Linked DNA regions of Homo sapiens: region 1 is linked to region 2. Evidence: chromatin loops called from intact Hi-C (ENCODE). Cell type or tissue: psoas muscle. All regions are shown on one strand. Links, peaks and the distances in the headings refer to the core of each region. The heading gives the core; the rest is flanking DNA.

What was found. Peaks named below come from ENCODE experiments on the same cell type or tissue, not always from the same donor. Only the 100,000 strongest peaks of a DNase experiment are listed, where the experiment ranks them.
Region 1: it touches region 2 in a loop (2.4-fold over the local background); 7 of 110 quality-filtered maps call a loop at or near these places.

What each region holds. Positions count from the first base shown.
Region 1 is chr7:130,943,906-130,957,409 of GRCh38, forward strand. It overlaps LINC-PINT (long intergenic non-protein coding RNA, p53 induced transcript), which reads right to left. Exons shown (of 8, transcript NR_170176.1): 6 at 1,815-1,930. Among named protein-coding and RNA genes, the nearest start is that of LINC00513, 37 kb to the left of the region's middle. RefSeq lists silencers at 6,990-7,158, 13,363-13,412. In psoas muscle, for the core only: no CTCF peak of the experiment used is centred there; no DNase peak of the experiment used is centred there; H3K4me3 peaks cover 1,268 bases; H3K27ac peaks cover 7,539 bases.
Region 2 is chr7:130,998,372-131,015,155 of GRCh38, forward strand. The region is part of intron 3 of LINC-PINT (long intergenic non-protein coding RNA, p53 induced transcript); the gene reads right to left. Among named protein-coding and RNA genes, the nearest start is that of LINC00513, 93 kb to the left of the region's middle. RefSeq lists enhancers at 9,253-9,352, 11,022-11,071, 11,102-11,231. In psoas muscle, for the core only: a CTCF peak has its summit at 9,314 (motif pointing left); DNase peaks (open chromatin) are centred at 9,320, 9,770 and 11,870; H3K27ac peaks cover 3,292 bases.

The DNA of each region.
Region 1 (13,504 bases), core at 241-8,240, 59 kb before region 2:
AGGATATATCGACCCATGAATATACTATGGCTTTTGAGAACTAATAATTCATTTGGACGCCTTAAAAATAAATCCCCAGGACTGTTTTAAAAAATATTACAAGATCCAAGGAATCCACGGTGAGAAATTAAAGTTTAATTATCCAAGAAACTGTTTCCCTCAAGTGCATATCCATTCATGGTTTATGTTAAAGGCTATTTTTCATCATTATTTAAAGATCAGGCAATACGTAATATAATCAAACAAAACACAGATTGCAGTGATGTTTACTTAAGCTTTATTTATATATATAGTGCGTAGGTTCCTGGAGCACAAAGAAGAAAGTTGCTCAGATTTATCCAGACCTCACATAAGTTTATAGATTTCAAGTAGCCACTGTATTTTATTACAGAAAATACATTCTTCAAGAGGAAAATGTTAAGGCCATAGAAGCTTTCACCTTAGCTATCTAAGCTTGTATTAGGTCATCATTAAATAGTATCTGTATCATTCTTATGTGTTCCGTAAGTTATGCCACAAATACCAGACCAAGTACACTCAGTCTAGAAACAAAAAAGTGGGAAATAAAGGTTAAAACATTCTAATAGGTGTAATGGGCTGATAGATGACTTTATATTACAAAGCTACTTAAGACAATTCTACTTTTCTAGAATACAACGCATTAATATAAACATTTGAAATTCAGAAGATTTGGCCTGTGGATGCTTTGTTTCTCAATGCAATTCTTGTTAATATGTTAGTAAGTAATAATTTATTAATACCAATAATAAAAAATTAACATGGTTGAGAGCAGGTGTATCTCATAGCCTTTATCAATTTAATGCTTAATACCAAAATGCTATTCATATTTTTATTTCAGCCTATTAAAAAAATTTATACCACAGCTCTGGGCAAGTGGCAGGGTGGCGCCAGTGACAGGAATCAGTTCTGCGTATTTCTTGATTCCTAGCTCATCTTCCTTTAATTCTTAAACACAAGAGGTAGCTGGCGGAAAGAAGAGACTGTTAGGAAAGACAGAAACCTTTCAGAAAGGAAGCTTAAGGTAGATTAAGAAAAGTTAGGGAAGCTGAGAAGCATACAATCTTCCAGATGGAGTATTACATGACAACTGTCATCATCTTACTAAACTTGATATCATATTTGTTGACTGAATTAAGGAAAGATGAACTAGTTACCAAGAAATATACTCAGCAGATTGATTCATGGCAAACCTAGCTCAGCCACTTGCCTAGACTTCAGTTTATTTAGGATAAACCTCAGAGTATGTACTTCTCAACTCCTTCATTTTATAAATGAATCTTGGGTCCGGGCTCAGCTGTCAGTCAACTATCTGTATAGTAAATACAGCAAAGTCTCTTAACTTCTCTAATTTCCTGAAACATCATATTGTTACCTTTTGAGAGATGTTGTACTCTTTATTCAGGTCACAAAAAGAGTAATCAGTAAATGAATCTCTGAGTAATCAGGACCATTTTTATTTCATTCCTGCAACTATACTACTAATCAGAAAATTAGAGAAATTAACAGACTTTGCTATGTCACAGAGATAGGTGAGTGAACTGAAACCAGACCTAAGGTTTTGGACTTTCCCAGGCTAGGACTCTTTTTCACTATGTGCTGCCTTACAACTGTCACCTGAGGTTCGAGTAACTCTCCAACTAGCCAAGCCCTGGCTACTTATCCTAATCATGGAAAAGTCAAACAGTCAGGATCCAGAGACCCTCGCTCTGTGCCACCTTCTTCTTAACTCACAGGCCCACTGACCCTCACTGCTGCTGTGGGCTGCTCCCACCAGCCCGTGCTGAGCCTCCTACCTCATCTGCGAGGAGACAGGGCAAGTTCCAGCCTGAGGGGCATGGCTTCTGAGATGGTTCCAGTCCCTCTTCCTGGCTCGTTCCTTCCACTGGTACTCACAGCTTCCTCATTTTTCCTAATGGGAAAATCAAAGCACTAAAATAAGAAAAATCACTTGTTTTGGTTCATGTCACAGCTATACTGGGATTCTGAATAAACACAAGAACCAGATAATATTCTAGAAAAAGTAAAATTAACTCCTACTTCATAAGATTCACCAGAATTAATTCTGTGGAGATTAAAGAGCTAAATATAAAAGGAAAAAAAAAAGGAAGAAAACTAAATTAGTAGAAAATTATTTCTGAATTTGGAATGGGAAAAGAAGATTTAGCTTTATAGAAGCAATGAAAAAAGTAACAAAAGGCAATGTAATCCAACTGCAACAAAATTTAAAACCCCTATATGTCAAAAAACAGCAAACAGAATTGAAAGGTAAGCAAAAAAAGGCCAGGTGTGTTGGCTCACACCTGTAATCCCACCACTCTGGGAGGCTGAGGCAGGAGGATTGCTCAAGGCTTGGAGACCAGCCTGGGCAATGTAGTGAGATCCTGTTCCTACAAAAAAATTTAAAAACTAGCAAGACATGGTGGCACATATGTGTGGTCCTAGCAGAGGCCAGGGTTGGAGGATCACTTGAGCCCAGGAGTTCCAGGCTGCAGTGAGCTATGGTTGCATCATTGCATTCCAGCCCGGGTGACAGAGGGAGGCCTTGTCTCTAAATAAATAAAAAGGTAAGCAAAAAATAAAATAGCTGTAACAGGATAATATTCTGTATAGTATTTGAATGTAAAAGGTAAAATGTAATAACAGACAATTCACACAAAAATATAAAAGGCCAATTAATATGAAAAAAAATGCTCGATTTCATGAGCAAACACCGAAATTCATTTCACCGATCACAAAGATGGACAACAAAAAAAGGAAAGCTCATGAAGTGAGGTGAGACAACCATTTGAGGAAATTAGCAATATATGTATTTTTTCAGCCTTAAAACTGTTTTGACTCCTAAGATGTTTATAAATATCTCCTAAGGAAATAATCGTAGATACATAGGAAGATAACTATGGCAAGGACATACTTAGCAAAAGCATAAAATCGGGAACAACTTAAACATCCAAAGATGGAATGGAGCATGTGACTAAACAGATCACAGTAAAAATTCGTACGCTTAAATCATGATTTTTGAAGAATGCTTCATGATACTGGAAATGACAAAATATAATATTGGGTGCAAATGCTGAATATAAAATCATACATAAACATGATACTAATGTTGCCAGGTAAGAAAGAAAGTGAAGAAGAAGGGAGGGACAAGCTGGTCTCCAGACTGGATTAGGATACATTAAAAAAGCTTAAAAAGGGCAGACGGAGACATTAGATTTTTTATTACTTCTTTATAATCTTGAGATGGTTGGCATTTTCTGTAATATATTGTTTTTATAACTGGAAAAATTCTATTTATGCTAATTACCACCCTCTAAATATTTCTCAGCTTTATAAAATCATGAAAATATTTGCAAATACTTTTGAACAAGAAATTTTTTTTTTTTTTGAGATGGGGTCTTCAGGGGGAGTGCAATGGTACAATCATAGCTCACTGTAACCTCGAACTCCTGGGCTCAGACTATCCTCCCATCTCAATCTCCCAGCTACTCAGGTATGAACTACCACACCCAGCCAGAAATTCTTATATTTATTATTAAATGCAAAGAAGAAGGTGCAAAACAATGTGATCTTTACTATGTAAAAATTTACATGAAAGAGACTGGAAGCCTATGCATCAGAATGTTAATAGTTGTTGCTTTTAGGTAGTGCCATTGTGTGTAATACTTTTCTACACCTTACAAATTTTCTGTGATTGTCATATATTGTTTTCATAATAAGAAACAGATAACAGTTTCACAATTAGAGGACTAATACATCAAGAAGCTACTATTATCAACAGTTAAATTTCAAAATACAGAGTATCGATAGCTACAAAAATTTGCCCTATGACCAAGAGATTTTTTTTAATTTAGGAACCACTGGTATACCTTCAGAAAACAGTAGGAATTGGTGTGTGTGTAGGAGGTGATAATGAATCATATTTTTTTTTTTAGCTGTCAAACTGTTTTCTCCAGGCAGCAGTTCTGTGAGGTCCAACTGAAGTATGAGAACCTTGATAGTAGGGACATTACCAGAAAAATGGCCCAAAGGTCGATGGGGGGAGGAACAGTAAATGATCAAAAGAGTAAGGCAAGAGTCCATGAAAACAGAAGCGTCAATAGAGAAGGATCAATAACTTATTTGATCCAAAGGAACTGAAAGCAGGAACTAAAACAGGTATTTGTACACCCACGTCCCTAACAGCATTATTCACAACAGCCAAAACATGAGAGCAACCTGTGTCCATCAACCCGTGTCCATCACATGGATATATAAAATGTGGCATATCTACATGGCGGAATATTATTCAGCCTTAAAAAGCAAAGAAATCATGTCAATGCTACAATGTTGTTGTAATCCTACAACATTAGACGAACCTTGAGGACATTGTGCTAAGTGAAATAAGCCAGTCACAAAAGGACAAATACTGTAGGGTTTCACTTATTTGAGGTACCTAGAATAGTCAAATTCAAAGAAACAGAAAGTACAATGATGGTTTTCAGGGGAGCTGGGGGGAGGAGGGAATGGGGAGTTGTTGTTTAATGAGGACAGAGTTTCTGTTTTGCAAAATGAAAAGATTCCAGAGATGGATGATGGTGATGGGTGCACAACAACATGAATGTATTTAATGCCAATGACCTGTGTACTTAAACATGGTTAAGATGGTAATTTTTCTGTTACATATTTTACCACGATTAAAATATATACATATATATTTTAAGTATCTGTATTTACATATAGATATAGTCTTATCTGTGTATATATATATATATATATTTCATCTATAAATATATGAAAGAAAGAAAGAAACCATCAGAATTAGAAGTCCTGAATAAGTTTCCGATTTGGAATGCAAGAAAGGTTTAGGAGTGTCAATGATGCAAGCATCAAATGACCTTATTTCTGAGACTAAATTCTTTAAATATAAATTATAGAAGTCAGCTCAGAAGTGAAAATCCAGATCAAAAGTGAAAATAAGAAGGGATACTGTGTGTAATTTGAACATAATATACCAAACTTCTTTGTGGTTTTTTTTTGAGACCCTCTCATAATAGCCAGCTTGGAAAAATTCCCCACAACTAGGAAAGAACCTACAAATCCAAGCAACATGATGACATTTTCTCATCAACAGGAAAAAACATAAGCATAAGGGAAACTCTGAGTGTCCTTAAAATGTACTCGATACCCATTTTGTGCTATTACCACAGATTTAAAGAATTCTAGAGCTGGACAGAAGCTCTCAGATAGAACTGTTCCAGGACTCAGATGTCTAAAGAGGCTTCCCCAAGGTCACTGAGCAATGCCAGATTTAAAGACAAGCCCCTGGAGAAGAGTTCTATTTTGTTTGTTGTGTTTTATTTAATATATTTATTAATTTTGAGATGGAGTTTCGCTCTTATTGACCAGGCTGGAGTGCAATGGTGCAATCTCGGCTCACTGCAACCTCTGTCCCCTCGGTTCAAGCAATTCTCCTGCCTCAGCCTCCTGAGTAGCTGGGATTACAGGCACACGCCACCATGCCCAGCTAATTTTTGTATTTTTAGTAGAGACAGGGTTTCACCATGTTAGCCAGGCTGGTCTCGAACTCCTGACTTCAGGTGATCCGCCCACCTTGGCCTTCCAAACTGCTGGGATTACAGGCATGAGCCACCATGCTTGGCCGTGTTTTATTTTTTTTAAAGAGGTGGCTATTTAAAGGTAAGAAAGCAAGTGTAATTGGAAGGCTCTTTCTACAAGTCATTTTATTCATTAATTTTGTTCAAAAAATACTTGAGTACATCTTGTATAACTCTGCCAGGCACTGGGCTAGGTGCTAGATGATGAACAATATTTCATCATCCTTCCTGTAGCAAACTGGCAATTACAATGTAAAGGAGGCATACAATGCTATTAGTACACATAAGAGGGGGCTCTAATCTGTTCTAGCTAGATTGGTTGAGGATGGCAACCCGAAGGTAGTGATATTTTTAATAATAATAGTAATCACTGTTATCACAGCAAGCTTTATTGACCACCATTATAGGTCAGATAGGGCTTTAAAACTTTCTATGCATAATTTAATCTTCCTTACAATCCTATAAAGTAGAATCTTACTGATGAGGAAATTGAGGCACAGAGAGGTCTCACAGCTCCTAAGTAGTGAAGTCAGACCAGATTGCATGTTTTTTCAAAATCTGCTTCTAGGGAAACCCAAACAAAGACAAGACAGGAATGAAACTTAAGGATCAGAACATTCAGGAAAGAACTGTGATGCTCTGAATAAGTAAAGAGGGAGAAATAGGGTAGGGTTACTACAGATGGGAGAGGCTGAGGAAGGATGGAAGGGATACAAAGCCCATGACCAAGAGCTCTGGGGCAGGAGTGGTTGATTTACATTTGGGATTTTCATAAAGTTCTGTGGAGTGGGAAACAACTCTCTTCTCCAACTCCCCATGAACTTGTTAGTGCTGTGATGACCTGGTTATGCACAGGCTGGAACACGTGCTCTGCAGAGGCCCCCATCAATCTGGGTACAGGACATTTAACAAATGGGTAAGAATTAAAGCAGGGAAGGAGAAGGATGAGGATGCTTTTAGAAGCATCGCCCTGAAGGCAGTCAGAGAATGGATTAGGGAAAATTTAGCAGGGAGAGAGTTGCTAATCCATTAACACAGATAAAAGGTCATGGTGACCAAGAAGAAGGACATGACAGATAAAGTAGATGGGTTTGAAAATTGTTGATAGGTAGAATTCTGACCAGATTTGCCTTCTTACTGGATTCTGAAGGTGAGGAGAAAGGATCAATAAGTCACAGGTTTCAAGCTTGGGTATTTGGATCAATTTGGAACCTCTTGGATATGAGGTGCCAAAAAGATATTCAAGTGCAGATGCCCAGTGGGCACTGGAATATTAGTAAGGAGCTTAGAGACTGATAGAAAGAACCTGAAAAGGGCAATGAGAAGGAAAAGCAAGAAGGGTAGGGTGAGTCTTCAAAGGCCAGGGAGGAGAACGAGTCAAAGCCTGCTCACCACTGAGAGGTTGGGGAAGACAAGAATCCAAATGCATCTGACGAACGTGGCCCACAGGAAAGAGAGGAGGGCGACTATTGGCTTTGGCTACAGCGGAATCCACTTGGTCACCGGTGCAAAAGCCAGACTGGAACAGCCTGAGGGGTGGGCAGGAGTGAGGACAGGGAGGGAGTAACTAGAGACAATCCATCCAAAAGGCTGGCCCTGGCAGGAGAAGTGAATGGAGAGGTAATGAAAGGCAGGGTGATACTGAAGGCCTGTGTTGTTTAAAATGGGAAAGACTTAAGTAGGTTTCAGTGCTCGCAGGACAAAGTCAGTGGGGAATAAAAAGTACACGGTCAGAGAGAGAAAGTCTTTGAGAAGGTGAGAGGGAAGGGCATGGGGTTCAGGGCCTTGGACACGAGGAAGGACTCCCCTTCCACTGAAACAGGAGGCAAGGAAAGCCAGGCAGGTGCAGATGAAGAGTGCTGATTCACAGCGAGAACCTAAGTGAGTCCACCTTCTGGACTCTCTTCCCTCTGTGACAGCAGAGGGATGGCCAGTTACTGAGAGTAAGTAGTGAGATGCAGGAGGTGGAGAGTGGGCAGTGTGTGCAGAACCGCTGGGAGATGCAGGGGCACTGGGATGGCACGGATCAGCAGCTGGAGAGTGGAAAGCTGCCTCCTCAAGTGTGCTTCTCCCGCCTGCCAAGTCATGGGCGCCACATCCCAGTCCTCTATGCATGTGTGGCATCTATCAAACAACACTAAGAACATAAACAAAACCGTGACTATGCTGAGCAGGGCCTTGGGAGAAGTCGCATCTTCCACACAGTGAGATCCGGGAAGTCAGCTGTAGTAAGTGACATCAATTTTCTGTAGGCCTTCATCGCATATGTACAACAAAGACAATGGTCTACACAGAACACGATGGCCCCCCATGACAACGTGCAGCACAATCCGTCTTCATTCTATAGTCAAACCCAGTCTGTCTGTGCAACCCAAATGGGGGATTTTGACGGAAATTACATCATTAGTAACAGACCTTCATGTTTGGTCTGAGCCAGATTTTGTTTCTGGTGCTGTCAACCCTACTAAATGTGGGCAGGTGATCACAGTCCAGGCTCTTCCTGGCTGCCCGGGTGATGGTGGGAAGCTGAGTGGGGAGAGGCCTGTCCTGGCCACTTCTCCCAGGCTCGGCTCTCCTTCCCGCTTTTGCCAGGAAACTGCTAGAGAAAGCAGAAACAGGGGCCAGGAGCTGAGCACAAAGATACAAGTCCAAACACAGGCTTGGGAAGGTGGTATTTCAAATGAGTGGAGAGGACGACGTAAACTTGAAATGCGTTTCCTTGCAAAGTCCTTTTGTAGAGACAAATAATTCTGGTAATGAATATGAAGCATCCCCGGGTATTTTCAGAGCATGCATTTCCCAAGGAGCTCAAAAGAAAACACTTTAATTCTATATCCTTTTGAGAGAATGGGAATTAAATAACAAAACGTGACCGATTCAGCCAAATGGGGAGTCTATTATGAAGAGTGAGACAGCTGAATCACAGCAGAGTGGAATGCACTTTTGCTTTATATGTTTTTCCTTTACTCATTCCTTTTTTGGTGTTCCTTTATTATAAAGTTAATATATTATTACCAGCCAGCAGTTACATAGTGCTCACTATGAACCAGGCACAGCTCTAAGCCTTTTGTATACTTTAACCCAAACCATGAGGCACGTACTCTTATTCTCCCCATTTAGGGAGAGAGACAAGAACGTCGATTCCTTCGCCGGTGTTCAGTGGCAGAGCTGGTATTCCAATCCAGGCAGCCCAGCCTCAGAGTCCCGCGCTAATCACTTCCCTATACCACCACACCATGAAAGCACCAAATTCAAAGTCCTAAAATTTAGGGTATCAAAAGAGAGCATCACCATTTACTGTACCTTTCTAACAGAATAATTTGGGTGCATTTCCTACTCTATTCAGCCTTTGGTTTCCAAATCAAGGAATCTTTTAAAAGAAAGAAAGTTCTATATTCAAATAAATATGCTCAACCAAACCGTTTACAAAAACCTTTCCAAGTAGAGATTCTACTCATAGACAAGGCTTCTTTAAAATCAGATCTACTTTTGCATACAATATACTTGTTATTAAAACAATTTTTTCCTTTACAAGCATCTTTACATTATGAAAAACATCTTTCTTAAGAGTATTTATTTTTTGTCTGGCCCACATTTCATTATAATAAGTTCCAAATCACTCATTTTTGAATCCACACATATCCAAGTTTTCAGATAAGAAAAGTGAAGTTAATTTTGTTCTTCTTGAAGTCGCCTGCAGGCTCAGGCTAGATCTCACTTTTTATGGTCTATTTCTGTGCAGATAAGAACATCACATTTAACATGGGAATGTTGGAACTTCTGGAGGCTTCAGCAGGGTTAGCTTCAAAAAACAAGCAAAAAATGCCTCCCACCACATACAGCTTCTATCAGTGATCTTTGACATAAATGTTTCACGATATAGAAGTTAAAGAGTATGCCAGTCACTTGAGGGTTGACCAATGTGAACTGTTATTTCCTAGACTTGAGTACATGCCGCATGTGGTCTATATAAACATTCTTTAAGTTCCTTTGAAATAGACCCACACATATATGGAAAACTGATTTTCAAGAAAGGCGCCAAAGCAATTCAATGGAAAAAGGAAAGTCTTTCCAACAATCCATGTTAGAACAACTGGGAAAATGTATGCAAAAATATGAACCTTGACTTCTACTTAACCCCATATATAAAAATCAACTGGAGATAGATCATAAACTAAAGCATAAAAGCTAAAGCTATAAGTCTTCTAACAGAAGGCACAGAGAAATATCTGCACAATCCTGGGGAGGCAGATTACTTAGGAAACAAAAAATACAGATAATATAGAAATCTTTGTTTTAATTTTTAAAAATATATTTTATTTTTTTGTAGAGAGTTGAGGTCTTGCTATGTTACCTAAGCTGCTCTCAAACTCCTGGGCTCAAGCGATCTTCCCCTGCCTTGGCCTCGCAAAGGAAAAACATTTTTGATCAATGAAATTATTTCAAAGTTAAAACCTTCTGCTCATCAAAAGACACTTTTAAAAAACAGCAGGTAGACCATAGACTGGCAAAATATTTGCATTATAAACTTCTGACAAGAATATTTTATTCAGAATATGTATAACATTCCTACCAACCAAAATAATAAGACAATCCAATTTTAAAACAGGCAAAAGAAAAACAGACTCAAACGACTTGAACAGACACTTCAAAAGGGAAGATACACAAATGGCCAATAAGTATATGTGATTCATCTAGAAAATGCAAATTGAAAACTACAATGAGATACTACTTCATATCCAAGAGAACGACTATAAGTAGAAAAACCAGCAATATACAATGTTAAGATACCTGGTCACCTGGAACTTTCATAAATTGCTTGTTGGAGTGTAAAATGGTACGATTACTTTGGAAAATGACTTGGCAGTTTCTTACAGAGGTACACATACACCTAGTGTACGGTGCAGCAATTAAACCTAAAAAAGAGTGAGAGTGGGCCAGGTGTGGTGGCTCACGCCTGTAATCCCAGCACTTTGAGAGGCCGAGGCTGGTGGATCATTTGAGGTCAGGAGTTTGAGACTAGCCTGGCCAACATGGTGAAAGCCCATCTCTACTAAAATTTTAAAAATTAGCCAGGTGTGGTGGTGCGTGCCTGTAGTCCCAGCTACTCAGAAGGCTGAGGCAGGAGAATCGCTTAAGCCTGGGAGGTAGAGGTTGCAGTGAGCTGAGATTGCCCCACTGCAGCTCAGCCTGGGTGACACAGTGGGACTGTCTCAAAATAAAAAATAAAAAAAGAAAGAAAAGAAAAAGAGTGAGAGTGAGAGAAAACTCATTCACAGCAGCTTAATATTCATAGTAGCCAAAAATGGGGAAATAATCAATATGTCAGTCAACAAGAGAACAGAGTTTAAAATTGGGTCTATTCATACAATGGAATACCACCCAGCAATAAAGGAAGAATGATACAGACAACTATATAAAACTGTTGCGTGAAAAAAAAAGCCAGACGCAAAAGAGTATATACTGCATGATTCCATTTAGAGGAAGCTCAAGAACAAGACTGCAATGATAGAAAGCAGAAAGTTTTTGCCAGTGAGGGTGGCGAATGACTGAATGGGGCAAGAGGAAACCTGGTGATAGAAACGTTCTCTCTCTTAACTGGGGTCTGGGAACAGGAGTACACTGAATGTCTGTGCATTTCAATGCATGTAAATTTTACATCAATTAAAATGGAGGGATGGTAGGATTTCCTTAATTGTCTTGACATCCCCATGTCCTCCTGAAGAATGCAATTTGATTCGCACACTTAGATCCCATCAAATGGTGCCTGTATCTGGATTACTTCAGTTCACAACTAGCCATGGCTCTCTCTTCTCTGGGGGACCATCCATACAAGGTATTTCCTCCAGAGGAAAAGAAAGAATTTGCTGGTTCTCCTCTCATTCAACAGTAATAGCCAACCAATAGGCCAGGTCCCAGAACCAGTGTGGGAGTGTTCTACATTCTTGCAGTCACAGAATGTTTTTTTTAGGCCCACCATTTTTCAGCAGACATCTGACAATCCACACTCAGAAACATTCTTCATCTCTAGGAAGTTATGCGAAATAGGTGGGAGAAACAAGGTGTGGAAAGGGGGTGTTTGGCATAGGCTGATGATAGATGTTCTGGTCAATACCAGGAATAAAATCCCAAGTGTGTTCTGCTTGCCTGGGAGCTCACACCCTCAGAGCTAAGTAGATTTCACTACTCTCCATCTCTGCTTCCAAGGGCATGGCCTCAGAGGACTTGCTCTTTGATCTAGAACTGTACAGGAGGCTCTAAGCTGGTAAACAACTTACAGGGGTACAGAGGTCAGATAGGAGAAGGCCCTTATGACCCTTACTATCTTCAACTGTCTCTAAGCAGCTACATTAAAAATAGCTAACATCCATCACTATTACTTTGCAAATTTTAGAGATAGATTTTAGCCTCCTAGTATTGTGCTAGAAATGAGGCTAGGCCTGAGAAGAACCTAAAGCTTCCATCATGTTGCAGTAATTGGCCCTAACTGTGGAATACCTCTGAGAAAGATCTCCAGGGATTTTTCACAAAGAAACTGCTTTCTAAGTAAAAGGAGGGAAGCATGAGATGGAAACATCAATTCAGGCTTTCTTCTGACACAAACGGACACCACTTGTGTCACAAAAGTTAAAGAACTAGTCAACATCTTACTTTTCCCATCTTCACAGTGTCTGCTGACACTTTCAGGACCGACCTGACGAACATGACAAAGGGATAATTAACAAGGGTTTGGAGATTTTTTCCACAAAGGAGATGGGAAAAGAGAATGTGAATTGCTTCTTATAAGGAAAAGAAGAGGGAGTATGAGGGTCTATAGCCCAAGAAATAAATAGTACAGAAGGGAAGAATAGGAAATTCTCTCAGAAGCTCTTATGCTAAAGGGCAGGGAAGAAATCAAGCAAGCGTATCCACATTTAATTTGTATTAAGATCAGGAACAAGTACCACTACTTAAAGATTTTTTTAAATGACTAAGTTGGATGTTTTACAAGATGCAACTTTCTTCTAGCAACAAAGCTAAAAGATCCTCTTATGGGGCTCTATGATTAATGGCTATGTCTTTACTGGCTGGAAAGTGTATCTTTGTATAATAGTGTCAGCCCACTGTTTCCTCCCAATCCAGTAATTGTGAGGGTTTGTTTTCCCAAGCCCCAGTACCCACTGCAGTCATCATGCTCCATCTAATCTTTTTCCTGGCTAAATGCCTGACTAAAGGTATTTCCAATTTACTTGTTCAGATATATTTCTGACAAATCAACAAATGAAAGTACTTCTCCTTTCATGATGGCGGTCAGGGCGCCTGGAAGACCCCACTACGGTTATAAAAGGGGTATGTAGACCCACAACAACAACAAGTTTCAGGGGCCTGAGAGATTTCACCAAATGTCAGGAAGCCAGAAGGATGTGGGGAGAGCACTGAGCGATGAAGCTGAGCAGAGGCAGCTTACAGCCCGGAGAGTTCTGAGCGGGTACTGCCAAGGCAGTGAAGAGTTGATTTTATTCAGATGGACCCCAAACAGGCTCCAGACTCAGGAAAAGTAAGAACTGTGACAGAAGTGACAAGAAAGGTAGAAAGGAGAAGAGTAATTGAAAAGTCTGGAAATAACAATTATTCTTTTCATGACTACTTCCTGTCTTTATAAAAAAAAACCTTATAGCTTCCCCACTTCAGAGCAAAAATAAGAAAAGGGAGATAATTTTCTAAAAAAAATTAAACAAACGTCTGGTGAAGACTAAATAGCTAGTGTGGTTAAGAGAACCCCACAGTCAAGCCCTCCTCATTCTGACATCTAGCAGTTCCCCAGCAAGAGGGCTCAGGGTGGCTCTGTGTACCCAGGCTGAAGCCTGCTAGAGGCAGATGCTGTCATGCAGAACTTCTAGGCAGCCGTA
Region 2 (16,784 bases), core at 4,541-12,540:
AAAGTTCTGGGATACACGTGCAGGACATGCAGGTTGGTTACACAGGTAAACGTGTGCCATGGTGATTTGCTACACCTATCAACCCATCACCTAGATATTGAGCCCCACAAGCATTAGATCTTTTTCCTGATGCTCTCTCCCCCACCCCCAGAGTATGTTATTCCCCTCCCCTGTGTCCATGTGTTCTCACTGCAGAACCACTAATTTTTAACAGTAGTCACTGAATATCTCCTCCCACACTAAGCTACACTTCCCAGAGGCCTCTGCAGTTCTGAACTCTTTACAGTTTAAAAACAGTTTCCTTGCTTAAAAATATGGAAGTAAAACAGCAGTTGAGCAGAATCACGGATTTTTCAGACACAAAGATACTCTGAAATGCAACTACTCTATGCTGATTTTTTTCAGATAAGGGAAATATATTTAAGAAACAAGAAATATACGCAAGATGAAACAGGTTGTTGGCAAAGTGAGAACTCAGTAGCCAGGTTTCCATGGTTTACTAAATAAAGAGATCTAAGTTCAAATTCAGATTCTTCCACTCCCTAGCTGTAGGCTCCTGATCCAATCTTATGAGCCCCAATTTCCTTATAAACAGGAATAATACAGTATGTGTGAATATATTATTCCTGTTTATACCCATAAGGATTGTTAAGTAAATTGAATTGAAGACACTTAACTGTCTTCTACAATAGTGCCTGACTCCAAGTAGTAAGCACACAATAAATGTTGGTTGTAGTTATAAACAGATTTTTGTTGTGGTTTTAGAAAAAAAGAGGAACATTCCCCATGTATGAGGTATGTCTAACCTGAGACCTTTGTGTTTTGAAGGCAGAGACTGAAGGAATTAGGTGCTGGAGCCCAGAGCTGCAAGTGTGAAGGTTGTGGGCCTGTGGGAACACAGCTGGAAGTGACTCAATCCCTGGGGTTGGTTTCCCCAAAACTGGGAGGGGAAGGGATTAGGGTCCCATGAAGAGAAAAGCCCTGACCCACTCACACACCTGCAGGAGGCAGGATTCCAGATGAAAGTGTTGTCAGAGTGGAGACCTCAGTGAACACAGGCTTGGGGGCACTCTGCAGAAACCCCCTGCAAAGCACTAACAGAGGTTCCCTTCTGAGAGGACGCCAGGGGACTGGGCCAGGGACATGAACAGAGCAACCACAAATGGAGCGGGGTCAGGAGTCCCTCTTCCCCTCTGGTGGAGGGAGGGATCCCAACAACGAGAGTGGGTTTCCCACACACTCTGAAAAGCGGGAACCCTCATCAGATTCTATTTGATTCAGAAAAATGATTTAAATCAGGTTTAGCCTAAGGTCACGCAGCTAGTAACAGCAGAGCAAGGATTCAAAGCCAAGTCTGTCTGACTCCAAAGCCCTCACTCCTGTTGCCCATGCTGCCTCTGTGTGAGCAAACTTGTTCAAGCATGAGTTCCACCAACTATAGATCACCAGTAGTGTCTTCTCAGTATGCAGTTTTTCAATTAAAAATATTTTCTAACTAAAAAGTTTTTGGTTTTTGGAAGGACTATTTGGATGGGCTCTAAACCAAGGGGTTGTATTTACAATGGCTTCCCTCTATTAAAGTTAGGAGAAAAGACTCTACAGTGAAGATTCTGTATTTTTTAAAATGCAGTGGTAAATAAAATTTATAGTAGTCCAGTGGTTTGGACTGAGCTCCTGCACTAGGCCCCAGAGACCAAACCAAAATGGAGTCGCTCAGGCTGAAATCCCAAGCCACCAAGTCAAAACTAAGTTGTTCCAAGAAATCAGGAGAGAGAGAGAGATAAGAGCCAAATCTCCAAAAAGGCCAGTTTTAGCTGGCATGATAAGGAAGTCCCCTCTGCTTTAACCTTTGTAAGGAAAACAACTTCGAAATGATGAATAACTTTTTGTTCACTGTTTTCTTCAGCCCTTTTCTGCCTATAAAACCAACCTCCTCTGCTCGGCTCATCGTAACACCCACTGTATTTTATAGAATGAGGTGTTGCTGTACTTTAGAACAGCAAATAAAAGCCAATTAGATCTTTAAGCTAATTTTATGGCATTTTGTTTTTTGACAGCGGGTCAGTCTTCAATACCTCCAGAGATATGTTTAAACCAGATACAAGAAACAAATTTCTAAAGAAATGAATCCACCTGAGTGAAAGAAGGACGGTCATACTTCTAGGTGTCCTCGTTCAGATGAAGTACTGGCAGTAAGTCAGGCAACCAGCCAGTTACGCTGGTGAACAATGCTGGCCCTCCACATACCTCGGTTTTTAGTGGACAATCTGATAGAAGCAAGAGTCCTGTTATATCCAGATAGGGGGGGCCTTGACAAAGAATCGCTGAGGGACTAATTTATTTGATGTAAGCCAAATAACTTTTTCATTTTCAAATTACAGCTATTAACAAATGTCAGATTTATACAAATGAACTTAATGCCACATCCCCCCAAAAATGGTTTTAAATTAAGATATATTTTCTAGTTTTGAGATGAATGACTTGAGCATGTGTGAAAAGATCCTAAAAGGATTCCTTCTTGTACTGCTAGAGGTGAATGCCAAAAGTGAAAGGCCACAACATCCCAATGGGTGACGGGATTCTTGTGGGCTTCTTGCCTAGGACAAAGACTTCAGCAGGGTTACCTATACTAAAGACTTGCTGGTAAGCGAACAGCACTCCCACTGTGTAGGAGCTTCTGGGAAATGCAGAGCCTCAGGGCTCCATCCCAGAGCCACTAAATCAGAATCTTTTAACAAGATGCCCCAGGGTTCTCCATGCAGGGTAAAGTTTGAGAAGCACTGCACTTCAGTACCTTAAGTAAATGCAGATGCACTGTGTTTAAGTGTGATCAGTCTTCTGTTCTGTGATTTCAATCATCTATCAGAGCTTTCTTATAAACTAAATGTTCCTTAAATATTTCCAAGGAAGAGACCGGCTATTACTCTCCCTGGAAAAATGAGCTGATGTTCATCAATCTATAAAACACTGACTCCACATAAGCTGTGTCACAGGCAATAATTTCCTTGATATATACTAGTACCATCAATGCTTTATTTTTATTTTTTTGTTTCTGATTGTCCCCAAATGACAGAAACTCTTAGAATTTAAAAAAAAAATCCTAAACTTAAAAAAAAAAAATTAAAAATTCTATTTCACCTTTTACCACCGTTTCTCCTTTTATATCAAGTAATCAATGGTGGGTTAATGACTTCTTAAATATATTAATAAGGAGTTGTAGATGAATAAAATCTATAAAACAGAAACATACTTTGATAACAAAATCGTATCTTCCAATCACCTCAAGCTTCTTGCAATTTTTCTATGTCTAAATCAGATTTCTAAACCAGACCCTCCTTAGAACAAGAGACAAACTTTATTTTCTCTAGTCTCAGATTCCCAGGGTGGCTGTAAGTAAAGGGGAAGAATACTTAGAGTTTACTACTTAGATAAAACTTACAGATATTTTCAAAAAATAGAATACCTTCTCCAACCACAAAAGTTTAAAAAGTCTCAATTACAGGAAAATTCTGTACTTTCAAATTCCAAACAAATTTTAAGTTATGTTTAGGTGTGTATGAACTGGGGACACCAAAGGAGGACAACTGGATTATCTAAATAAATAAATATTACCACAAACAATAAAGGGAGTACTTGAGTGCACATTTACTTTAAAAAGTAGCTTTATCGGCCACGTGCAGTGGCTCACACCTGTAATGCCAGCACTTTGGGAGGCCGTGGTGGGCAGATCCCCTGAGGTCAGGAGTTTGAGACCAGCCTGGCCAACATAATGTAACCCCATCTCTACTAAAAACACAAAAATTAGCCAGGTGTGGTGGTGCGCACCTGTAGTCCCAGCTACTCAGGAGGCTGAGGCAGAAGAATCACTTGAACCCAGGAGGCAGAGGTTGCAGTGAGCCGAGATCGCACCATTGTACTCCAGCCTGGGTGACAGGGTAAGACTCTGTCTCTAAAAAAAAAAAAAAAAAAAAAAAGTAGCTTTATCAAAGTGAAGACTTGTGAACTATACTACATTGAAAACAAGTATCCCATTCAATAAAAATATTAATGAGTCACTCCTATATGGTAATGTGGCATATTATCTTGGTGTCCCCAAGGAATCATGCCTACTGGTGATCACACCCATGGTCGTGCCCTCCCACACCAACTCTGGACTGGACCAGTGGGACATTAGAAAGCATGATGCAAGCAGAAGCTTCATGAATGCTTGCATACTAGGTGAGACACGTCCAATAAAAGTATCTCTCAGAATATCTAGTGATATTCAGCTGCCCTATTAAAAAGACTAAGCAAGCCATGTAGATAGAGAGGTCAAAACCTCTCCACTATCCCCATTAAGGTGTTGGACATGTGAACTGTCTTGGATATTTCAGCCCCAGTCACTATCTTACTGTAACCACTCTAGATAATCAGAGAGACCAGCAGAAGAACCATCCACCTGAGCCCTAGCCAACTCACAGACTAATGAGCAAATAAAATGATAGTTGTATGAATGTGGTAAGTTTTAGGGTGGTGTGTTATATAGTAATAGACAATCCAAACAACTAGGAAACGGTATCTGCCTTAGAATGCAAGAGACTTCAAATAAGTCTAGGTTTATTTAGATTTTTAAATTCTTTTGTAGATTTTTTTTTCTACTTTCTGTTTATGACCTACAAAAGATAAGCTCATACTTAAGAGAACATTAAATGGTCTAAGGAGGGAGTCATTATAATCTACTTGAAATAATGCTGCATTTTACATTAGTACAGCATTTTCTATCTATTATGGCTTATCAAATGCACACTAACTTCTAAGGCAGAGATTCTTAATTTGGGGGGAGCAGGGGAGAATTCCCTCTGAGAATCCAAAAAAAAAAAAAAAAGATAATGGTCCCAGAAACACATAACTACATATTTTTTTAAATTTATTTTTATTTTTTGTTTTTTTTAAGAGATAGGGTCTGGCTATGTTGTCCAGGCTCATCTTGAACTCTTGGGCTCAAGCAATACTCCCACTTCAGCCTCCCAAGTAGCTGGGACTATAGATGTGCACCACCATTCTTAGCTTTATACATGTAGTTTTAAGGAAGACCATCTATGAACGCCAGGTTAAGAATCTATGTTTTCTAGGGAAACAGGTCTTACTAGCCTAGTAACACTGATAAGTAAACAGAATTCTCTGGAAAATGACCTACCTAAGCTTATACAGCTAGTAATTGATAGGACCAGCAATCTAGTCTGTCAGAGGATATACCACTAAACTCTTCTTTCTAACTTTAGTTTACAGTCAAAATGGGATTGCTGAACCTGGGAAAAAAATAAATGCTTCCCAATTTCCTATTTAAACAGTGTAAGAATTGGGGGTGGCATTTGAAGGTGGGAGAAGAAGGGCAAACTTGTTAGTTTACTAGTGTGAGCGGTAGATTTTTATGCCAACTGGAATCACTGAGATTAACCTTATGGACGGACTGTAGACTGGAGATTAAAGTCCACACTTGAATTTGGACGATACAATGCGCAACAAGCACAAAACATTCCATTATTTTTTCAATGGTTTACTCATACTTGATCCTCTTATTCCCTATCTACTTCAAATTACTTAGAAAAATCTGTATATACACAATATGAGAGAGCTTCTTTATATTATTTTTAATTTTTTGTTGCTGTTGTTGAGACAGAGTCCCGCTCTGTTGCCCAGGCTGGAGTACAAAACATTGCACATATTTTTTTCAATGGTTTACTCATACTTGATGAGAGAGCTTCTATTATATTTAATTTTTTGTTGTTGTTGCTGAGACAGAGTCTCGCTCTGTTGCCCAGGCTGGAGTGCAGTGGTGTGATCTTGGCTTACTGCAACCTCCGCCTCTCAGGTTCATGCAATTCTCCTGCCTCAGCCTCCCGAGTAGCTGGGATTACAGGCGCATACCACCATGCCCAGCTAATTTTTGTATTTTTAGTAGAGATGATGTTTCACCACATTGGTCAGGATGGTCTTGAACTCCTAACCTCAAATGATCCACCCACCTCAGCCTCCCAAAGTACTAGAATTACACACATGAACTACCACACCTGGCCTATATTTGAATATTTAACAATTAAGCTGAAAAGCTTCTTGATGACATATCTTTAGAGATGATTACCAAGTTACATCTTCCCCTTTTCCATATCTGTGGGAAATATACCCAACACAGTGCTACAGACTACCAAAGCTGGAGTCCTGGTGCACTTCCTCATTTCTGACCTGACAGCTACCACACTCGGACCAAAGACAGTAGGCCATCTGAGAACCCACACAGGCACTTGGCAAGTCTATAAAATGACTTGCAGACCAGTGGGGATATCCATCTCCAATCTCAGCCTTTGACTGGAAAATTCCAATGTACAACAAGTTTTTGAAAAGATAAAAAATATATATTTTTACTATTTCTCTGTCTCTCTTGCCTCCATCTCCACTCATTCAAGCTTTACCCACTTTTCTGCTTTCTGCACAACTGCCACCTTTTGCATTAAAACTTCCCATAAACCATACCTTGCCTAGCGCAATCTCTGGGAGAAAGAAGTGAACTCCCACAGCACTCCATCTTTGCTGCTCCAACAGTGCCATCATTTTCCACCCTACACGGTTTTTTTGGCTTTGTTTTGAAGACAGGGTCTCGCTCTGTTGCCCAGGCCATAGTGCAGGGGAGTGATCTCGGCTCACTGCAGCTTTTAACTCCCGAGCTCAAGCAATCCTCCCACCTCAACTTCCCGAGTAGCTGGGACCACCAGCATGTGCCACCATGACCGGCTATTTTTTTAAAAAAATTTTTGTAGAGATGGGGTCTCACTATATTGCCCAGGCTGGTCTTGAACTCCTGGGCTCAAGCAATCCTCCCACCTCAGCCTTCCTAAGCGCTGGGATTACAGGTGTGAGTCACCACACCTCACCTCTACCTTACACAGTTTTATTTCTTCTTTAAGCAACATGAGCATAGGATTTGTGTGGTTTCATCTTTCTTCTAGTGCCTAGCATCCTGCACATACACTATGTGTGTCTGTGTGTCTGTGCATATAGCCTGGAAAAGCATGTAGACACACACCCAAATTTACCAAGCACTACTATGCCCAGGCACTATCTCTTACCTACACTGTTGCAAAAATCATCCATCTTCACAAAGTCTCCTTCAAGTAGTCATTATCATCATTCCCATTTTGCAGAATAGCAAACTGAAATTTAGAGAGGTTAATACTTGGCCAAAATCACAGAGATAGTAAATGGCAGAGCTGAGACTGAAATCCAAGCCTGACCAATTAAGAGCCAAGGCACTTAATAATAAATTTAATACCCATTCGATATGTCATTTAGTGAACAGCATTTCTACACAAGGTACTAGAATGAGAACGTTAGGAATGAAGATAGCCCAAGGTCAACAACTATAATATAACTATACGACAAAGGAGAAAGAGCAAAGTCCAAGAAAAGAGTGCATAACTATTCACAATAGCAAAGACTTGGAACCAACCCAAATGTCCAACAATGATAGACTGGATTAAGAAAATGTGGCACATATACACCATGGAATACTATGCAGCCATAAAAAATGATGAGTTCATGTCCTTTGTAGGGACATGGATGAAATTGGAAATCATCATTCTCAGTAAACTATCGCAAGAACAAAAAACCAAACACCGCATATTTTCACTCATGGGTGGGAATTGAACAATGAGAACATATGGACACAGGAAGGGGAACATCACACTCTGGGGACTGTTGTGGGGTGGGGGGAGGGGAGGGATAGCATTGGGAGATATACCTAATGCTAGATGATGAGTTAGTGGGTGCAGCGCACCAGCATGGCACATGTACATATGTAACTAACCTGCACATTGTGCACATGTACCCTAAACCTTAAAGTATAATAATAAAAAAAAAAAAAAAAGAAAAGACTGCATAAATGCTAAGGATGCTCACAGGAGTATGAGATCACTTTTTGGGGGAATGGAGGTAGAGAGGGGTAGGAGTAAAGATAATCATGAAGAAGATGGCACTGAGTTGCAGCTTGGATTTGAACAAGCAGAAATGAGAGGTAACAATATGTTAAAGATTAAACTGGGCTCACCTTAGTATTCTTCCTAAAGCAGCAAAGTGGGCTAATATATTACGTTCAGTTATATTATCCTTGATAGCAAAGACAATTTCATATACTTGTTTTTATGCAACATTCACATTCTGGAAACATCCAGTAAATATTTACTGATCGAGAAAGGAGGAGAAAAGGGGGCAAGGTGGGTGAATAAGAAATATTAAATATTTCTTTGAATACTTAATTAGTTCAAACACACAGTTTGTTCCACATGCAGTCTGGTTTTACAATATATGTGAATTAAATCCTTCTAGTCACTAACAATCTTTCACTAAGTTGTATGTATTCTCTGCCCATAATACTGGAAGAATCTAGGTGAAAAAAAAATTGCCCAGTTTTTTCTCTGCCCAATTTTAAATCTTCATGTGTCCAGCGATGTCTGCATTCAAAGTGATTAGGCCAAATCACTGTCTTACCAGTTTTACTCCCAAAACTAAGTACAAATCCATTTTAATCTATTTATCTGTACATCAAAAGATTTTTCTCTAGAAAATACTTTTTTTTTTTTTTTTTGAGACAAGTCTTGCTGTGTCACCCAGGCTGGAGTGCAGTGGCATGATCTCGGCTCACTGTAACCTCTCCCTCCTGGGTTCATGCAATTGTCCTGCCTCAGCCTTCCGAGTAGCTGGGATTACAAGCATGCACCACCACGCCCAGCTAATTTCTGTATTTTTAGTAGAGACGGGGTTTCACCATGTTGGTCAGGCTGGTCTCGAACTCCTGGCCTCAAGTGATCCACCCACCTTGGTCTCTCAAAGTGCTGGGATTACAGGTGTGAGCCACTGCATCTGGCCTACATTTGTATTTTAAAAAGGTAAAATTAACAAAAGGTGCCCATCTACGTAAAAAAGTCAAAAGGAACCATCTACCTGCAAGGCAGCATGAATAAAAATGTAAAGGCAAACTTAACTGTTACAATAACATATCAGCTCTGAGTCTAAAGGAAAACGGGTGTTTGTCTAAGAAATGTGCTAGAGAGAACCAGCCAGTTTTAATGTGCCTTAAGCAATGAAAACCTGTTTCCTCCTTTCCTTCTTGTCCTTTTGAAAAGACAACATGTCACAGGGAGACGTTTTTCTAACAGCATCCATCCTGGTGACAAATGTTTGCCAAGGGTGGGGAGAGAGGAGGGAGGAAAGAAAGAAAAAGAGAAGGAAGACGCCATCTGCTGACGAAAGAGAAAAGAAGAGGAGGAGGAATTGGAAGGCGCCACTTCCGGGTCCGTGTCTGAGAAATACAACGTATCACCATAAGGCAGACTTCTACTCAATATAAGGAAGAACTTTATAATAATTGGAGGAATTCAAAGGCAGAATTGATCAGGGACCAAAGTTCAAGCAGGGGGTGGCGAGGTCTCCTCAGGCAGAATAATCTTTCGTAAGCTTCTCCCTCTTGAAGGAAGAACGGCCCCAGTTCAAGTAGAAGAAAATACTGTGCTTATTATTTTTCTCTAATTCTTAAATGTTTCAAATAGTCTCTATCTTGATAATTCACGATTCAAAGGACTGAGACTGAAACATCAAATAAGCAAGCACACAAATTTGCCTGACACCACCTGCCCCCACCCCTAGTCCCTGGGCCTTATTTCTGGGCTTGCTGCTGGGCTCTCCACGGGCAGCTGGCTGCCATCGCTCCGCTGGAGGGCGGTACCATGAGCACGGATGGGGCCCACATGGCAGGCAAAGCACTGGAAATTGATGCCGCACCCCGCTGCTGCCTCTCAGTCAGCAACTGGCCAAAGCTGATGTGTAAGTGACCCATGTGGGCTAACACTGAGGCCTGGTCCTTACACTGGCTCCCAGAGTGTCCAGCAAAGTTAGGCTCCAATTGTTTCCCTATCTCGCTTCCCTTAAAATGTTTCTTTCACCTTCCAAACAGATAACATACATCTCTGTCTCAGCGGAACTCAATCCAAGAAAACACCTCACACCATGATGATATAAAGATGACATAATCTACAAATCATTGAAGATTCTCATCTTGGTTTCTTAGATTTTCTAGCCACATATTTTAGACTCAGTTTTGTCACACAGTAACACAAAATATACAGGTATTTATACAACAAAATATTAATATAAAACAAGTTATCAGTCCTATGTTTGTGAAGACTAGAGAGTCCACTAGACTCATAAAAGGAATGATGAAGAATACTATCATTTCTTTCAATTTTTTCAATTCTGAGAGCGAGTGACTTTGAAGTCAAAAAGACAAAAATCACTGCAGTATAATGAAAAGAAATTCCAAAGCACTATTTTGTTATGTGGAGAAGTTCACTTTCACAATTACTAAAGGCTTACTGTGTGTTTCAGACGCTGTGCTTGGTCCTACCTAAAATACAAAATCAAGACCACCCAGGCCCTGCTCTAAGGAAGTCACTCTCTAGAAAGGGACAGAGACATGTAAGTAAATAATTCCACTCGAGTGTAATAAGTGCAATCATTCAACCTTGGACAAAGACACTAGAGGAAGGTCTGTCTGTAGGGGGAAAGGTCAAAAAAGGTTTTGTCATTTAGTATCATGTGAACAAGGTTCCCAAGGATTCCTCTAAGAGCTGACTGGGGACTCCAGGAGCGAGAGGGGACACACGAAGTAGAGACTCAGCCTGGGAGGAAGCAGAAGGGTGAAGCAGCTTTGTGCATTCATCTCTCCCTGGCTTCAGTTCAACAGATGGAAAATTAATAGGCATATGAAAATAAATAATTTTTTCTTCTAGATTATAAGATCCTCACGCTACATCAATAATTACTTACTTGACAAAAGTCAGAGACATTTTCTGTCTCAGAAAGAGCCTCTAAAATGCTGTGCCCTCATGAGTCACTCTGGTAGCATAAATCAGAGAAAAACTATCTGACTCAAATTACAGTTACTGTAAAAGTTCATTATTACTTACTAAAAGCCCTCAGGTCTACAGCCATTGGGGGGTGGGGGGGGGGAAGCCTCCTATTTTTAGAAATAAGACTTATTTTCTCATCTTCTGCATGTTTGGTTTAATTTAAACTTATTCTTGGAGTTTCAATAGACATTGATGGCTATGGTCCAGTTGCTGAGGCAAATCTCTCTTTAACTCTATGGGAGGTGAGAGGCTCCAACGGGGACCAGACTTTGGAAACTGCACACCATCAAGGGTTTGCCATTAGAGGACTTCTCTTGTCTAACAGAAACAGGGCAATGCTACAACCTTGTGATTCTTTTCCTTCTTCTAGGCTATCAGGAAGAAAACTGAATATCCTTACATTGTGAGGTCAGATGTATGGCTTTCATTCTGAATGCAGTAACTTCAAATGTAGACACGTGAACAGAAAGCTTTGTAACAGAAAAACAGCATTGTTTCGTTAGATGACTATAGATAGTATTTCATAAAATACAAGAAAAACACTCAAAATTAGCTCCAAAAAATGTATGAAAGGTGATACTCTGATATTTAATAAAACTGAACCTCTCACAACAATAAAATGATCCAATTTCATATACCAATCAATAAGCAAGGGTCTACTAACTTCACCAAGAAAGAGAAAAAAACCTAAGTTAATGCAAAATAATTTGGATCTTAAGGACGTCAATAACATGGGCCTTGCAGAAAGTTCCAAAAAACATGCTTTCATACCTTTAACTCTATGAAAAACAAACAAGCGTTACCTCCTGCAGCTAATGAGCACTGACAGGCTCAAGGTAGTCGCCATGCTATGAAATGTGGCAATAGCTACAATGTCATCTGTTTAGTTGTTCATCAGTTCATTGCTTAGGAGCCACTCAGAAGCAGCTGGGCGCAGTGGCTCATGCTTGTAATCCCAACACTTTGGGAGGCCGAGGCAGAAGGACAGCTTGAGTCCAGGACTTGGAGATCAGCCTGAACAACACAGAGAGACCCTGTCGCTACCAATAAAAAAAATTAGGCGGTCGTGGTGGTGCACACCTGTGGGAATTTGCTGTGCTTGTGGCCAATTAAGTGTTCCACTCTGAGGACAAAAATGAATGAACCTGGGAGTCTAAGATGGGAGGATCGCTTGAACCTGGGAGGTCGAGGTTACAGTGAGCCGTGATTGCACCACCGCACTTCCTACATTCTTTTGCAATAGGAGCCTATTTTAAGTCATTCTTAGACACACAAATAAGTTAATTTTGGGGGGCAGTCTTGATCTGGATTCTTGCTTTCCTCTGCAGCAGTCCTATTATTAAGCACCATCTATACCCAGGGCACTTTCTTTTGCTCATTTTACCCATCCCAAACCTTGGCAGGAAATCCAACAGCAATGCTTTCATTCTTATCCCATCCTAATCTCAAGATATCAGTATGAAAGTCTTGAAAGTAAGGAACTAACTCAAGTAATTTCCACTTCAGATTGACTAATGGCACACTGAATGGCTCCAGCATACTCACTTACTGGCCTCTGGCAAGTGACTTAACCTTCCTTAGTTTCTTCAACCAGCAAATGAGAAGGCAGAACTAGATGACCTCAAAGGGCCTCTCAAGTATCAAAGTTTTGCTTCTGTGAAATACGTATGAGCAAGCACACTCAAGTGTAGACAATATAGATTGGCAAATAAAAGCAAGTAGGACAGCAAGAAAAGTCCCAGACTCTCAGATTCAAATCTAGCGTCTTCTCAGGAACTCAACCTACTCACACAACTATTTCCGAGAGCACTGTTAACTGCTTGTCAGAAAATGCACGTAGTAGTTCCACGGGTCATCACATTAAAAAAAAAAAGATTTGATTTCCATGTTTAAGTCAGTTTCAGAAACTGGGTTAAATAAAGTTAAACAAATTTCTCAACATCCTAGACTTTTACAGTGCTAAGAGGGCATGTGAGTTGCTAGGAGAGGTATTACAACAGAGCATTTTCCCAAACTTAGTTGCCACAGCATCCTTTTTCATAGGGCAAATCCTGCAGATCTTGTGTTCCCGGGAACAACTGGGAGTTTGCTGTGCTTGTGGCCAATTAAGTGTTCCACTCTGAGGACAAAAATGAATGGACTTGAAGGGCCACTCAGGGCCCCACCAGAAGGAGCCTTGGCTGCAGATCAAGACCCTCGACTCCACTGCAGGTTCTGCTGCCAGCTACTAGTTTGCACTGGGCCCCATTTAGCCACCTCCCCAGACCTGCTGGGCCCCACTGGCCTTCCAGGCATCCGCTGCCAGCTTCCTTCCCCAACACCCAGCCTCCCAGGCCCCAGCAGCACAGCACGGGGCCATCCTAGGTCTCTGTTCTCCTCTGACTAAACTTTGCAGAAACACTGGCTGCAGTGGCTGCTCCCATGTCACAATCCGAACAATTTATGGCCTTAATTCCACTATCATCCTAATTTCTACATAATCATGTAATAAATATTGGTAACATTTTGGAATTATTGCATAGAGAATTCTAAAAAAAAAAAAAAAAAAATTCCTAATTGTCTTGAAATGTTCTCCAATGTAGATATAACTAAAGAAAATGAACCACAGTCTCTCTTCCAACTATTTTCTTTTCACAGAACTCTCCTAATTAGCGAACTACAATTAATACTAGAAATTAGAGGAACCACGTGGGATTCTTTGAAACAAAAAAAAAGCTTTTCTGATAAGTATTATTGACTGAAATACAGTTAACATGTTTGTCACTTTCAAAAAGCCACAAATGAATTTCTCTGAAAAACCCAACGTCTTTATAAAAAAAAAAAAAAAAAATTCCACAAAATTGGGGCTCTGCCAAAACGTGAATGTTGCAAAACCATGTGTCACATGCCCTCCTTCAGTTTCATGTTAATCACTACAGCAAGGATTAAACTTTTGGAGACTGGAATTCAGAAAGGTCAGACAGGGATTCAAATGCTGTCCTAGCTGGCTGGGAAGTACTGAGGCAAGTTACTTAATTTTTCTTTAATCCCAGTCCCGTAAGCCATTAAAGGAAAACAGAAATACCCAGCTCACAGGATGGTTAAGTTTTAAGTAACATCAAGCTGAACTTGCCTAGCAGATTGGAACCTACATTAATTAGAATTAGGTTTGGCTCAGGGTGGCAGGAGACCCAAAATATCAGTGGCTTAAACAAGAGAAGTTTCCTTCTCAGGGAAGTGCCCAGGAAGGTTAGCATGGCAGTCCACCCATGTGTGACCTCAACCTCACGGTTCAAGATGGTGGCTTCCACATTCCAGACAGAACGGGAAAGGGACGGAGAAGAAACGGCAAAGCAGGAAGACACACTGTCCCTTAAGGAAGGTTCCTGGAAGGGCCCACGTGGTAACTCACCTCCCACTGACCAGAATTTAGTCACATGACCATATAGCTGCCACGGCCCCAGCTATGAAGTAGGTCTCAGGTTGCTATATAAAGCAGGAGTATGGACACTGGGGGCCAACCAGCAGGCTCTGCCACAAAACCCAGTAATGGCTCATCTCCTATCTCCAGTGGCTTCAGCTTCCAGGAGGAGTAACATTCAGCCTGTAGGCACTGGTACAGCATGCCAGTTATTTGAGCTGGCATCCGCCCTGAATGACTGGATTCCCATGCTGTCCTAGTAGTTAAATATTTTGCAAATTACCCTTGCCTTTGGGAAGCTCTGCCTTAAATTTCCACAACAAACAAGATTTCCTTAATAGCACATGCTGTTTGGGACATACATTTTCCCCAAACTGATTAGTTTTCTTTCCTGAAAAGGTACAGAGCCCAGCAACTTGCTTTAACAGAAAAATTAATTTTGCTGAATTACAGGGTTCAGTTTTCAAAAAGGAACACTTCACCGTTAACTCTACAGGCACTCCATCTTGATGCTGCTGTCTCCTGGACGCACAAGTACGGAGGCGTGGTGGTGGAAGAAAGCCACTGTCTCCACTGTCTACGTCCCCACCCTGCTGTCCTTCCCACCTCTTCCTCACTGACAGTACCTGTCAGCCAAGGATGGGGGAGGAGAAAGAGCAGTGTGGACTTTTAAGAGAACCTTCAATGCACATGTGGCTTATCTGTGAGCAGGCTGTGCCGAATAAGCCACAATGCGTCACAATTTGACTTAAACTCAATTAACGCTAAGATTCATTTTCTTTTCTTTTTTGAGATGGAGTCTTGCTCTGTCGCCCTCAGGCTGTCCTCAGGCTGGAGTGCAGTGGCGCAATCTTGGCTCACTGCAAGCTCTGCCTCCCTGGTTCACGCCATTCTCCTGCCTCAGACTGGTGCTAAATCAGGGTGACCCAGACCTAAAATAATTTCTTTTCAATCTCATCTTTCTGTTCTAATTATTTCCAAGAGTTTCAATCAGCATTTCCTAAGTTGTGTTCTACAAGTGTTAAAAAGGGTTGTATTTAAAAAAAAAAAAATCAGTACTAGAAATACTTTTTTCCTAAAACGTATTACATTTATGTAAGAAAAACAGTTTTAAAGCTTTAATTGTTGCAGAATAGCCAGAAGCTAAGAAATGCTGGGCCGGCGTCAGGAGAAGGTGTGCCCAGCGGCCTCGTGCGGGTTTACGCTCTGGCCACAAGCAGCCAGCCCTACGCTCTCACTCAACCGTGCAATTCTTTCTGTCCTACGTGACCCTAGTTTCCTAAATGACCTATTCTGCATCCTGCACATTTTAAGAATGTGTTTTATTTCTCCTTCATTATTTGATTGATTTTTTTCTACTACTAAAACAAGCATATATTTACAAAGTATATGAAGCAACACGTATACGGTGAAAGTCAATCTTTTTCACCAGTCTTCTTGTACTGTTTCCATTCCCAGAGCAAAGTATTCTGTTTCTTGTGAATCTTTCTAGATTACGTATTTCCTAACCATAAAAGGTGGCATAAATACATGCTGTTTTGCACACAATACAGAATGCATTTCCAATATTCTAATTTTTTATCATTTTACAAAGCTTCAATGTAATCATCAGCACTTGCTGTAACTAATGTTACTAAACGCTCTGGAGCCGAAATTGAACAGCAGCATTTACCGTTATATATAGGTGCTGTTTAACTATGTATGGACCTCACCAATTATCAGTAATAGTCCAACCCTGAAAAGCTATTGGCACCAATTTTCTTTCCCACAATTAACTTACTATGGAACACTAATTCTCAACAGACAGCTGGAAGACATGTCTTCCGAGAAAAGCATCAGAACTTCAAGTGGGAAGGGAATGAAGATGCAAGCTCTCCATCCAATCACAGAAATTTCACGATGTCCTCCCTGGGAGTTATCGCTTCTCCCATCTCTCTCCTGTGGAAAGTCACTGCATTTAACGACAGATGTAACTGAACCAAGTGCGGCACTGTGTAACAGAGCCTTCTGCAACAGTGGAGATGTCCCCATCCATGCTATCCAACACCAGAGCTACCAACCACAAAGGACTAAGGAGTACTTCACATCTAGTACAACTGAGGAATGTTTCAGTTTAATTTAAAATACGGATTCAAATGTAAATAGCCACATGTGCCTAGCGGTCACTGAATTGTGGGAAGTCAGAAAAAGATACCAACTCTTCTTATAAAACAGAGGAATAACAGGAACTGTGTATGAATATATAGGGTAAGCCTAGCAGATTACGCCCAAGCACATCTCCTAAGAATTGTCTTTCTTAACATATGCAAGGCTGAGTGGACCAGTTCCAAAAATAATTTGTTTAGTTAAAGTTGGAACAAGCATCAAGTTATGTTGCAATTACCTCTAAAATTTGAAATTAAAATAATTTTAATTTACCCAAACTCTATGTTTGATTATGCATTCTG